Regions from separate parts of the Homo sapiens genome. Here all the other regions are linked to region 3. A link is a contact called in ENCODE Hi-C or POLR2A ChIA-PET data. All regions are on one chromosome and are shown on one strand. Each heading gives the region's core, a stretch centred on a gene start or an enhancer-like site at or near the end of the contact. The rest is flanking DNA. Distances are from core to core; before and after follow the strand shown.

Region 1 (3,245 bases), core at 700-3,199, 290 kb before region 3:
GGTTGTGCTAATGGTATACCATGTTTTATCAGAAGTCCTTATGTGTTAAATATCTGCTCAAGTATTTATGGGGGGAATGATGTGACACCAGAAATTTGCTTTAAAAACATTAGAACTGGCAACAAAACAAAGTAGAAGCTGGAGGAAATCGGTGAAACAAGAATGGCAGTACGTTAATTGCTGAAGCTGGGTGATGGGAATATGGGGATTCATTACACTATGCTCTCCACTTTTATGTGTGTTTGAAACTTTTCGGCCAGGCGCAGTGGCTCATGCTTGCAATCCCAGCACTTTGGGAGGCTGAGGCGGGCGAATCACCTGAGGTCAGGAGTTTGAGACCAGCCTGGCCAACAGGGCGAAACCCCGTCTCTACTAAAAATACAAAAATTAGCCGGGTGTGATGGCACACATCTGTAATCCCAGGTACTCTGGAGTCTGAGGCAGGAGAATTGCTTGAACTTAAGAGGCAGAGGTTGCAGTGAGCCAAGATGGTGCCACTGCACTCCAGCCTGGGCAACAGAGTGAGACTCTGTCTCAAAAAAAAAAAAACCTTTTAAATTAAAAGGCAAGAGTGATGGTTCATGCCTATAATCCTAGCACTTTGGGAGGCCAAGGGAGGCAGGCTGCTTGAGCCCAGGAGTTTGAGACCAGCCTGGGCAACATGGTATACCCCTGTCTCTACAAAAAATACAAAAATTAGCCGGGCATGATGGTGCATGTGCCTGCAATTCTAGCTACTTGAGAGGCTGACGAGGGAGAATCACCTGAGCATGGGAGGTGGAGGCTACAGTGAACCGAGGTCTTGCCACTGCACTCCAGCCTGGGCCACAGAGTGAGACCGTCTCTCAAAAAAAAAAAAAAAATTGAAAATTAAAAATAAATATACCGATCATTTTAGGAATTAGTTCTCACTCTCCAGTTTTGTTGTTGTTTTTTTTAATTATTATTATTTTTAAAAAACATGGCCGGGTGTGGTGGCTCACACCTGTAAATCCTGTACTTTGGGAGGCCGAGGCAGGTGGATCACTTGAAGCCAGGAGTTCAAGATCATCCTGACCAACATGATGAAACCGTGTCTCTACTAAAATACAAAAATTAGCCAGGTGTGCTGGTGGGTGCCTGTAATCCCAGCTACCTGGGAGGCTGAAGCAGGAGAATCACTTGAACCCAGGAAGCAGAGGTTCCAGTGAGCTGAGATCACGCCACAGCACTACAACCTGGGCAGCAGACTGAGACTCTGTCTCAAAAAACTAAAACTAAAAATAAAAAAATTTGTGGGTACATAGTAAGTATATTTATATATGGGGTTCATAAGATGTGTTGATACAGGCATGCAATGTGAAATAAGCACATCATGGAGAATGCGGTGTTGTCTTTTGCTTGTTTACTTTTTATTTTTCAGTTTATTTGTTCCCTCTCCCTGCCTTTTTTTTACTTGCAAAAGCAATAAATACTTGTAAAAATTGTCAGAAAGGTATAAATCTACTTCCCAATAATACGGGAGGACTGTGTCATGTGTATTTCTTGTAACCTCCTCCTTATGCAGGATACTGCCCACACCGGTATGTGTTCAGTTCAATTCCGTTAGAACTACTGTTCCTCACAAGGCTGTAAGGTACCCTTGAGGTGTCTAGTCCAATTCCTCCATTCTATGGAGGGAGAAACTGAGGCCCTGAGAAGAAGGGAAACTTAGTTAGGGACCCTGAGCTGGTTAAGTGACAGAACCATAAATAGCTCTCACCGTCCTTAACATAGCCCCTGCCAGATAACCCCTAAGGAGACCCAGCAGCCACACGGCTGATAAAGCCACTGCTTGTCAAGATGTCACAGGGTGAACCCCAAAATTGGGGTTCAGCCCAGGAAGTCATGTGGGTTCTTGGCTCCAAACAGGAAGAGCGAGCCAAGAGAGCAAAGTGAAAGCAAGTTTATTAAGTAAAGGAATGAAAGGGTGGAGAGTCCACAGGCAAAGCAACCCCAAAGGCTGCTGGTTGGCTATTTTGATGGTGATTTCTTAATCACATGCTAAACAAAGAGTGGATTTTCATGAGCTTTCTGGGAAAGGGGTGGGGAATTTCCACAACTGAGGGTTCCTCTCCCTTTCAGACCATATATGGTAACTTCCAGACGGTTGCCATGGCTTTTGTAAACTGTCATGTCGCTAGTGGGCATTTCCTTTAGTATGCTAATTTATTATAATTAGTGTATAACGAGCAGAGAGGACAACCAGAGATTGCTTTTGTGGTCACGTGGGTTTTGATTGATTTTCACTTGCCTCTTTACCGCATCCTGTTTTATCTGTGGGGTCTTTATGATTTGTATCTTGTGAACTCCTATCTCACTACCATCAGCATTCCCCTCTTCCCCCCACTCCTCCTGACCTCTTGACAGAAGCTGAGGAAATGGGAAAGCAGATCCTAGACTTGGAGAAGGTCTGTGTGGGGTCCAAGGCCACTCAGTAATAAGACTCCCCCAGGTCCAAAGTCCAGAGACAGCCCCCAGACTCACTCCATCTCTCAGAGGCTGATGCCCACCCAGCAGGCATTCACCTTAGCTCAGAGCAGCACCAATTTCCTGCATGCAGTCAATAAAGTGCAGTTTGCTTCCTGACATAAACAGCTGTTCTCAGAAAGCAAATATGCAAAGAGAATATTATTCTTCAAGTTTAAATGAGGAAGAAGAAAGGGTGGGTGAAGCGGGAGGTGGGAGCTTACACAGAGTTCTAGGTTTATAATCTAATTCTCCAGAGCCAGCCTCTGACCTGCAGCCCCCTGAGTGCCCAAGCTTTTTGGGCCCACCGAAAAGGGCTCTTGAGGCAACTCAAAACCGCTTCAGAAGTAAATGCGAGGAGTTACTTACTCAGGGTTTGCCCAGTCCTGAGGAGGAAACAATTCTGATCGGGGCTTCACTAGAGGGTCTAGATCTCTGCTGTCCAACATAGTAGCCACTTGTCACATGTGTCTGTTGAGCACTTGAAATGTGAGTCGGAAGTGAGCTGGGCTGTAAGTGTAAAATGCACATAGCACCAGGCATGGTGGCTCACACCTACAATTCCATTTGGGGAGGCCAAGGGGGAAGGATCACTTGAGGCCTAGAGTTCAAGATCAACCTGGGCAACATAGTGAGACTCCATTTCTATTAAAAAAATGTTTTTAATGCACATAAGATTTCAAAGATGGCACAAAAATAATAGTTTTAAAATCTCACTAGTAATTTTTATATTGATTATATGTTTGTTTTTTTGGTTT
Region 2 (3,494 bases), core at 294-2,793, 390 kb before region 3:
TTAATGGACATGCAAAGCAGCAAGAAAATATGACCATAAATAAGAAAGAATAGCAAATATAAACAAACAAATAACGTAGACGTTGGATTCGCACTTTTTTTTTTTTGAGGCGGAGTCTTGCTCTGTCACCCAGGCTGGAGTACAGCGGGGCTATCTTGGCTCACTGCAACCTCCACCTCCCAGGTTCAAGCAATTATCCCACCTCAGCCTCTGAGTAGCTGGGATTACAGGTGTCTGCCATCACACCAAGCTAATTTTTGTGTTTTTAGTAGAGACGGGGTTCACTACGTTGGCCAAGCTGGTCTCAAACTCCTGACCTCAAGTGATCCGCCAGCCTCAGCTTCCCAAAGTGCTGGAATTACAAGTGTGAACTAACACACCTGGCCTGGATTAGCAAATATTAAAATGAAAATTAAAATAGCTATTAAGATATTAAGTACAGAAAAAGACAGACATATAGAGTAGACAGGGAATCTTGGTGGAGAAATATAGACTAAAGGACCAAATGGAGATGCTAGAATTGTAAATTATATTAACTGAAAATAATCACTAGATGAGCTTAAAGGCAGATTAGACAATACAGAAAAAAAGATTTATTGATAAACAAACTTAAAAAACAACAACAGAAAGTATCCAAACTGAAACACAACAAGGGAAAAGGGCAAGTGAAAAAAGGAACAGAGCCTCAGTGCTGAGAGACAATCAAGGAGTTAAAATACCTATAATTGCAGTCCCCTTAAAAAAAGCAACAGTGGCCAGGCATGGGAGCTCATGCCTGTAACCCCAACACTTTAGGAGGCCAAAGTGGGAGGACCACTTGAGGCCAGGAGTTGGGACACCAGTTTGGACAACACAGTGAGACCCTATCTCTACAAAAAACTTAAAAATTAGCCGGTGTAGTGGTGCACACGTGCAGTTCTAGCAACTCAGGAGGCTGAGATGGGAGGATCACTCAAGCCCAGGAGTTTGAGGCTGTAACAAGCCATGATCACGCCACTGCACTCCACCCTGGACAACACAGTTAAGACCCTGTCTCTTTAAAAAAGACTGAAGAAGTTAAAAAAAAAAAAAAAGAAAAAATGGCCTAAAATTGGACAGAAGTTGGCATTTTGAAAATACCAACCAACAGAGCCACAAAGCTCAATGTACTCCAAGCAGAATAAACACAACACCACAAAAAGGCACACCATAAGGGTCAAACTGAAAATCAAAGATAGAGACAACCCTAAAAACAGTCAGAGGAAAAAAGCAGGTAAACAACAATAAGAATGACCTCACCTCTCATTGATGTAATCCAAAAGGTAATGAACGCCTTTAAAGTTATGAAAAAACTGACAATCTAAAATTATATACAGATGATCCTCATTATTCATGGATTCCTTATTTGCTCATTTACCTGCTCACTAAATTTGTAGCCCCAAAATCCATACTTGCAGCACTTTCAGGACATGCAATGAGCAGAGCAGGCAAACCAGAGCGGGTCATCCAAAGTACAAGTTCCCAGCTGAGATGGAACAAGGTAACCCTACCGCCTTCTTGTTTCAGCTCTGCCACTGACTTCCCTGTTTCATATGGCCCTTAAGCACAGCGCTGACATGGTATCGAGTGTTTTTAACCACAAGAAGGCTATGATGTGCCTTACAGAGAAAACATATGTTAGATAATCTTCCTTCAGGCATAAATTATAGTGTTCTTGGCCATGAGTTCAATGTTAATGAATCAATAATACATATTAAATAAGATGTCTTTATTTTTTAATTGATATATAACAGTTGTTTTATATTTTGGTAGTACATATGATATTTTGATACCTATATGCAATGTGTAATGATCAAGTCAGAGTGACTGGGTTATATATCACCTCAAACATTTTTCTTTTCTTTGTGTTAGAAACATTACAATTCTTCTAGCTATTCTGAAATATAGAATAAATCATTAACTATAATTTCTCTACTGTACTATCAAATACTAGAACTTATTCCTTCTATCCAACTGTATTTTTGTACCCCAGGTGGCTTTAAATAGAAAAACACATAAAACAAGGTAATATACTGATTGGTTAACAAAAATATTATGACAAGAGGCTTACAGGAGCCAAGTCTGTATTTCCCCTAAGAACAATGATTCAGTATTTGCTAATTCCCTGTTTTTGGTGGCTATACAGAACATAGTGACAGCTTAAAAAAACAGAATTGGCTGTATTATTCAAAACATATTTTTTTAAATAACCAGGCATGGTGGCTCACACCTGTAATCTCAGGACCGTAGGAGGCTGGGGTAGGAGGATTGCTTGAGCCCTGGGGTACGAGACCAGCCCAGGCAACAAAGTGAGACCCCAACTCTCCAAAAAAATTAAAACATTAGCCAGGCACGGTAGCGTGTGCCTATAGTCCCACCTACTTGGGAGGCTGAGGTGGGAGGATCACTTGAGCCCAGGAGTTTGAGGCTGCAGTGGGTTATGATCAGGCCACTGGACTCCAGCCTGGGCAACAGAGTAAGACCTTATCTCTAAACGAACAAACAAAATATATAGAAAAAGTAAAGATTAATAAAGGTATCTTCAGATAAAAGCTGAAAACAGAAGCTGAAAGAATTTGTCACTAAGACACCTACAATACAAGAAATGTTAAATCAAGTTCTTCAGACTGAGAGAAAATGATATGAGATGTAAACTTTGATCTTTATGTAGGAATAAAGAATGGCAAAAATGGTAAATATATATGTAGATGTTGAATATACAGGTAGATGTTAATTTTTCTCATTTCTTAGTTTCTTCAAAGAATAACTTTCTGAAGCACAAATTATCACAAAATACAATAACTATAATACATTTAGAAGCAAAACTTATGACAATAAAAGCACAAAGGATGAAAATAGTATATGAAAGTATGTTTTATTACATGTGAAACATGTAAGGTGGTATAATATTCTTGCTATTTTATGATAAATTGAGAATGCATTCTGTAATCCCTAGAACAGCCTCTTAAAAAATAAAGAGGTACAGCTAAAACCCCAACAGAGGAGATAAATCTGAATATTATAAAATCCTTGATTAATCCAGAAGAAGAAACAAAAGAAGAAAATCAAAGAACCCAAAAAGCAGATGGGACAAAGAAAAAACAAAGACACACAACCACACACTATCAGTTAGGATACAGATGATTTAGGCCCCACTACCAATGAGCTAAACTGACTTTTATGGAACACTACAACCAACAATATAATACACATTCTTCTCAAGTACATATGGAACATTCACCAAGATAAAACATTTCCTGGGCTACAAAACAATCTCAATCTAAAACAAGTGAAATCATGCAGTCTATGTTCTACAATGAATTAAATCACCTAAAATATCCTCAAATGTTTAAAAACGAAACTACAGAATTCTAAATAATCCATGAATCAAAGAAAATAGGGGGAAAATTAAAGAAATTCTGAATCAAATGATCATGAAAATGTGTGGGATGCAGCAAAGTAATGCTTAGAGAGAA
Region 3 (3,527 bases), core at 148-2,647:
CTTCACAGTAAAGTCTTTTTTCCTCTCTTAGGAAACCAGATTCTCATTTTCTCTCTTATTTTACCAAATTATCAAAGAATACACAATGTGGCTTGGATTTCAGTACTGAAGACAAGTGACAATACATGGTTGACAGAATGAAAAACTAAAGTTTCACAATTTTAACAGGTAAAATATCTAGGTTGTGATAATGGGCTGAGCCCATAACATTAGCATTCCTTTCAAGATCCAATTCTTAAACCACCTGAATATTTCTGGCCAATGAACCAAATTAGGGGCTTAAAACATCGTGTCTCAAAGTTCACCATATGCTATTTCTCAAAGAAAACGTTACCTAGGAAAGAAGGAAGAACTTACATTTGGAGCATGACCTGGTTCAAGAATACCCCATCCACCAAAGCCACATATTCATCAAGGTTGGTCCCATTTCCTGCGGCCAGAGGTCCAAACGTTTTAACCTAGAACAAACAGAAGGATCACCACGACATGAACGCCCACCTCCATCTCTGCAGCCACAAATAACTCAGCAAAATATACAATAAAGGACACCCCACTTACCCAAGTGACCAAAGGGCTGGTCATGAACTGCTCCAGAAGGGGAGTAAAAATTTCGTTCTCCATTTTACAGAGTATGTATTTGAAAAAAGGAACTACCACAAAAATACGCCTAGGGAATTGGTCACTAAACGTGGAAGTAAGTAGAAATCAATGAAAGTCCATTTCGGCAAGGGAGAAAAATCCCATCGTGGAGGAGGGGGGCACTCTCCCTCCTCAAAAAACACCCCAGAGTGAAACGAGCCGAAATCCCAAGAAGTGGCTTCGACGACGGACACCACGAGCAGCAGCCTGCGCTGGAAATGTCTGTACCGGGCGAGGAGGGGCAGAGAAAAGGCATCTGGAGGAGGAGGAAGGGAAAGGGGGCTGGAACCCAAGACAAAAAGCCCGTCAAGGTTGTCCAGCTCCTGGAGGATCCAGACCAGCGAAACTGCTCCCAATGAATCAATCCCAACGGGGGCTAAATGAAATACGTTAAACAGAGACCACGTTAAGGATACCGAGGCGCCACCAGACTCGACCTCGGCGTTCCGACCTCTACACGTTCCACCCACCGATGGGCATGGAGCCGCTTTCGACCCGCGGAGCCTCCACTGCCCGCAGCCCCTCAGTACCAACAGGCAGGGCTCGCCCCTTCCCCCCGAGCAGACACCATTCCTCCGCCGCCCTCAAGCCTCGCCTCCAGCCCCCTTCCCCTCCCGGGGGTGGGGGCTTGAATGTGTGTCCCTAACCCCCCAGCTTCCTAAGCCCTGCCAGCCTTTCAGCGCGTCTCTGGGAATCCCTGGCACAAAATCACCGCCGCGCTCCAGCCTTCTCCGCCCTCTATGGAGAAGCCGGAGTAACGGCCTCAGAACCGCAGTGCCGCATCACACCCCACCCCTCGCCGCCCGCCAGCGCCGCCCGCCAATGCCGGGGGCCGCCGTCAAAGGGAGCGCGCTGCTCCCTCCGCGCCGATATCCTTCCGCCGACTCCCCGCCCCTCCCGTGCAGCTGCCTCTGGATTGTGGGAGAAGAAAACCGCTGCATGAGCGCGCTCCCGAGCGAGCGCGCCCCCGGGCTAGCCTCGCCGCCGCCCAGATCCTGGCGGCGGGCGCGGGCTCGGGCGTGGGCGCGCGCTCGCTGCAGCTGCTGCGGAGACAACCCGCTCCTCGGTTGCGCCCAGGACGGTTGCCTGGTGGGCGGGGACAGGGAAGGCAGAGCAAGGGGTCTGTCTGCTCGCTCGCTCATGCCTAATTATGGTTTATTTCCTCCCCGAGTGACTTCTTTGATACGTGAAGGAAGGGGAAAGAAATCCTTCTCTTATAAACATGAGGGATGCAGACAGCCTTTTTCGGACAGTTTGATGTGTTCTGTAAAGCATGCCTTCTCCCCAGCAAAATGGAATAGGAAAACTCACTGCAGCAAATGGCAGAGGGACTTGAGCCACAACTTGGTGGGGGTTTTTTTCTCCTTTTTGTTTTCTTCCAAATGCAGTCCACTAACGCATGAATGTTCTTCAAAGTTGCAAGTGACATACAGTAAGATTTTTTAAAAACCAGAGCTGTCTGTCAGCACGTTGGTATTCCCTGACTGGAGCAAACATGACTCAGACATTGTTTTTTGGTTTTGTTTTGTTTTTTACTATTTGGGCATGGGTCGGGGGAAACCCAAGCAAAATCAAGAGCTACAAAGAAGAAACATTTAGAAGTCATCCAAGTTGGGTGACAAATAAACAGATTACATATTTGTCATAAATCTCCATGCCACGTACGACTGGGACCTTGAAATAATTTTAAGTTCCCTGGCAAAATCAAATGCTACTCCTCATTTCAAAGGAAAATAAAGACCTTTTTCCCGGGGTAAAATGGGCATATAGAACGCAATCTTTTTTTGATAAAAGATAATATTATAGTTTTATAATGTGTGCTATGTTTACATTACATAAATATTTACACGGAGTATATATTTTAAATTAGCAGTAAAAATGTTTTTGTCATAACACAGTTAAGAAAGAGCAGAATTTCTTAATTGGGTAGTTGAGAACCTGGACTCTGAAGTCTTCCTGCCTGGTTCCAATATGCACCAGCTGTGTGAGCCTACGCACGTTATTGAGTCTCTTTGTGCTTCGATTCCGTCACGTGTAAAGCAGGGCTAATAATAGGGTTAAATGAAATGGCAGCTTATAGTTAAGTGTTCTATAAATGTCATTAATGTTGTTTTTAACATTATTCCTTCAAAATAAAGAACCTTTATGAAAAACTTGAAATATAACCTCTCTGCTTCAGTTACAGGAGAAAGGATCTTGCTTTGAGGAGGGAACTAAATGCCCTTTGAAAATCATCTTAATTAAAATTAGGATGCATTCATGTGGCACTTTGCTAGGTGATGTACAAGTAGAACCTTGCATTTCCCTAGCCAGTACACAAGCCTTCAGACATCCTTGTTGCTAGCAATCTTTTCCATCTGCTCTTGATGACTTTTTAAAAAGCCTTTTAGAGATGGGAGTCTCACTGTGTTGCCCAGCCTGGCCTCAAACTCCTGGCCTCAAGTGACCCTCTCACCTCAGCCTCCCTAGCAGTTGAGACGAGACGTGTGAGCCACCACGCCTGGCTTGGTGACTCCTTCTTTTTTTGTTTGTTTTGTTTTCTGAGACAGAGTCTCTATTACCCAGGCTGGAGTGCAGTGGCACGATCTCAGCTCACTGCAACCTCTACCTCCAGGGTCCAAGCGATTATCCTGCCTCAGCCTCCCAAGTAACTGGGATTACAGGCACCCGCCACCACCCACTGGCTAATTTTTCTATTTTTAGTAGGGACGGGGTTTCACCACGTTGGCCAGGCTGGTCTCGAACTCCTGACCTCAAGTGATCCACCGCCTCGGCCTCCCTAAGGGCTGGAATTACAGGTGAGAGCCACCGCGCTTGGCCTGATAACTCTTTCTTAATAGCAGTTCTTTATTTGGCAAATGAAATACAGACAGAAGGAGAGTGGGCAC

Evidence for each region. Hi-C counts contacts between places; a loop is a spot of excess contacts on that map. ChIA-PET counts read pairs that join two places held with the same protein, here RNA polymerase II (POLR2A). Pooled maps may share reads with other maps.
Region 1: a loop to region 3 is called in a map of CD8-positive, alpha-beta T cell, with 20 times the contacts of the local background. The contact joins the enhancer-like site here to the promoter of CCDC88A in region 3. A Hi-C loop is called at or near these places in 1 of 168 maps with a recorded cell type or tissue (CD8-positive, alpha-beta T cell) and 7 of 50 pooled maps. POLR2A ChIA-PET finds 5 or more read pairs at or near these places in 1 of 52 experiments (GM12878).
Region 2: a loop to region 3 is called in a pooled map, with 2.6 times the contacts of the local background. The contact joins the enhancer-like site here to the promoter of CCDC88A in region 3. A Hi-C loop is called at or near these places in 6 of 168 maps with a recorded cell type or tissue (CD4-positive, alpha-beta T cell, GM12878, HepG2 and 3 more), 6 of 37 single-sample maps with no recorded cell type and 3 of 50 pooled maps. POLR2A ChIA-PET finds 5 or more read pairs at or near these places in 1 of 52 experiments (H1).

What each region holds. Positions count from the first base shown.
Region 1 is chr2:55,131,967-55,135,211 of GRCh38, forward strand. It overlaps a transcript of RTN4 not described here. Among named protein-coding and RNA genes, the nearest start is that of RTN4, 83 kb to the left of the region's middle. RefSeq lists enhancers at 1,694-2,606, 1,908-2,097, 1,927-2,221. Within about 2 kb of position 1,950, at least 23 of the 41 ENCODE cell types and tissues checked have a DNase peak (open chromatin) inside an H3K27ac peak, as active enhancers do; they include CD8-positive, alpha-beta T cell and GM12878, where a contact is called at or near this core.
Region 2 is chr2:55,031,993-55,035,486 of GRCh38, forward strand. The region is part of intron 1 of RTN4 (reticulon 4); the gene reads right to left. Among named protein-coding and RNA genes, the nearest start is that of RTN4, 17 kb to the right of the region's middle. RefSeq lists an enhancer at 1,653-1,702. Within about 2 kb of position 1,544, at least 2 of the 41 ENCODE cell types and tissues checked have a DNase peak (open chromatin) inside an H3K27ac peak, as active enhancers do; they include GM12878, where a contact is called at or near this core.
Region 3 is chr2:55,418,459-55,421,985 of GRCh38, forward strand. CCDC88A (coiled-coil domain containing 88A) reads right to left here and starts at 1,398. Exons shown (of 33, transcript NM_001365480.1): 1 at 559-1,398; 2 at 358-458. The coding sequence starts at 621. RefSeq lists silencers at 1,299-1,368, 1,399-1,448, 1,509-1,798.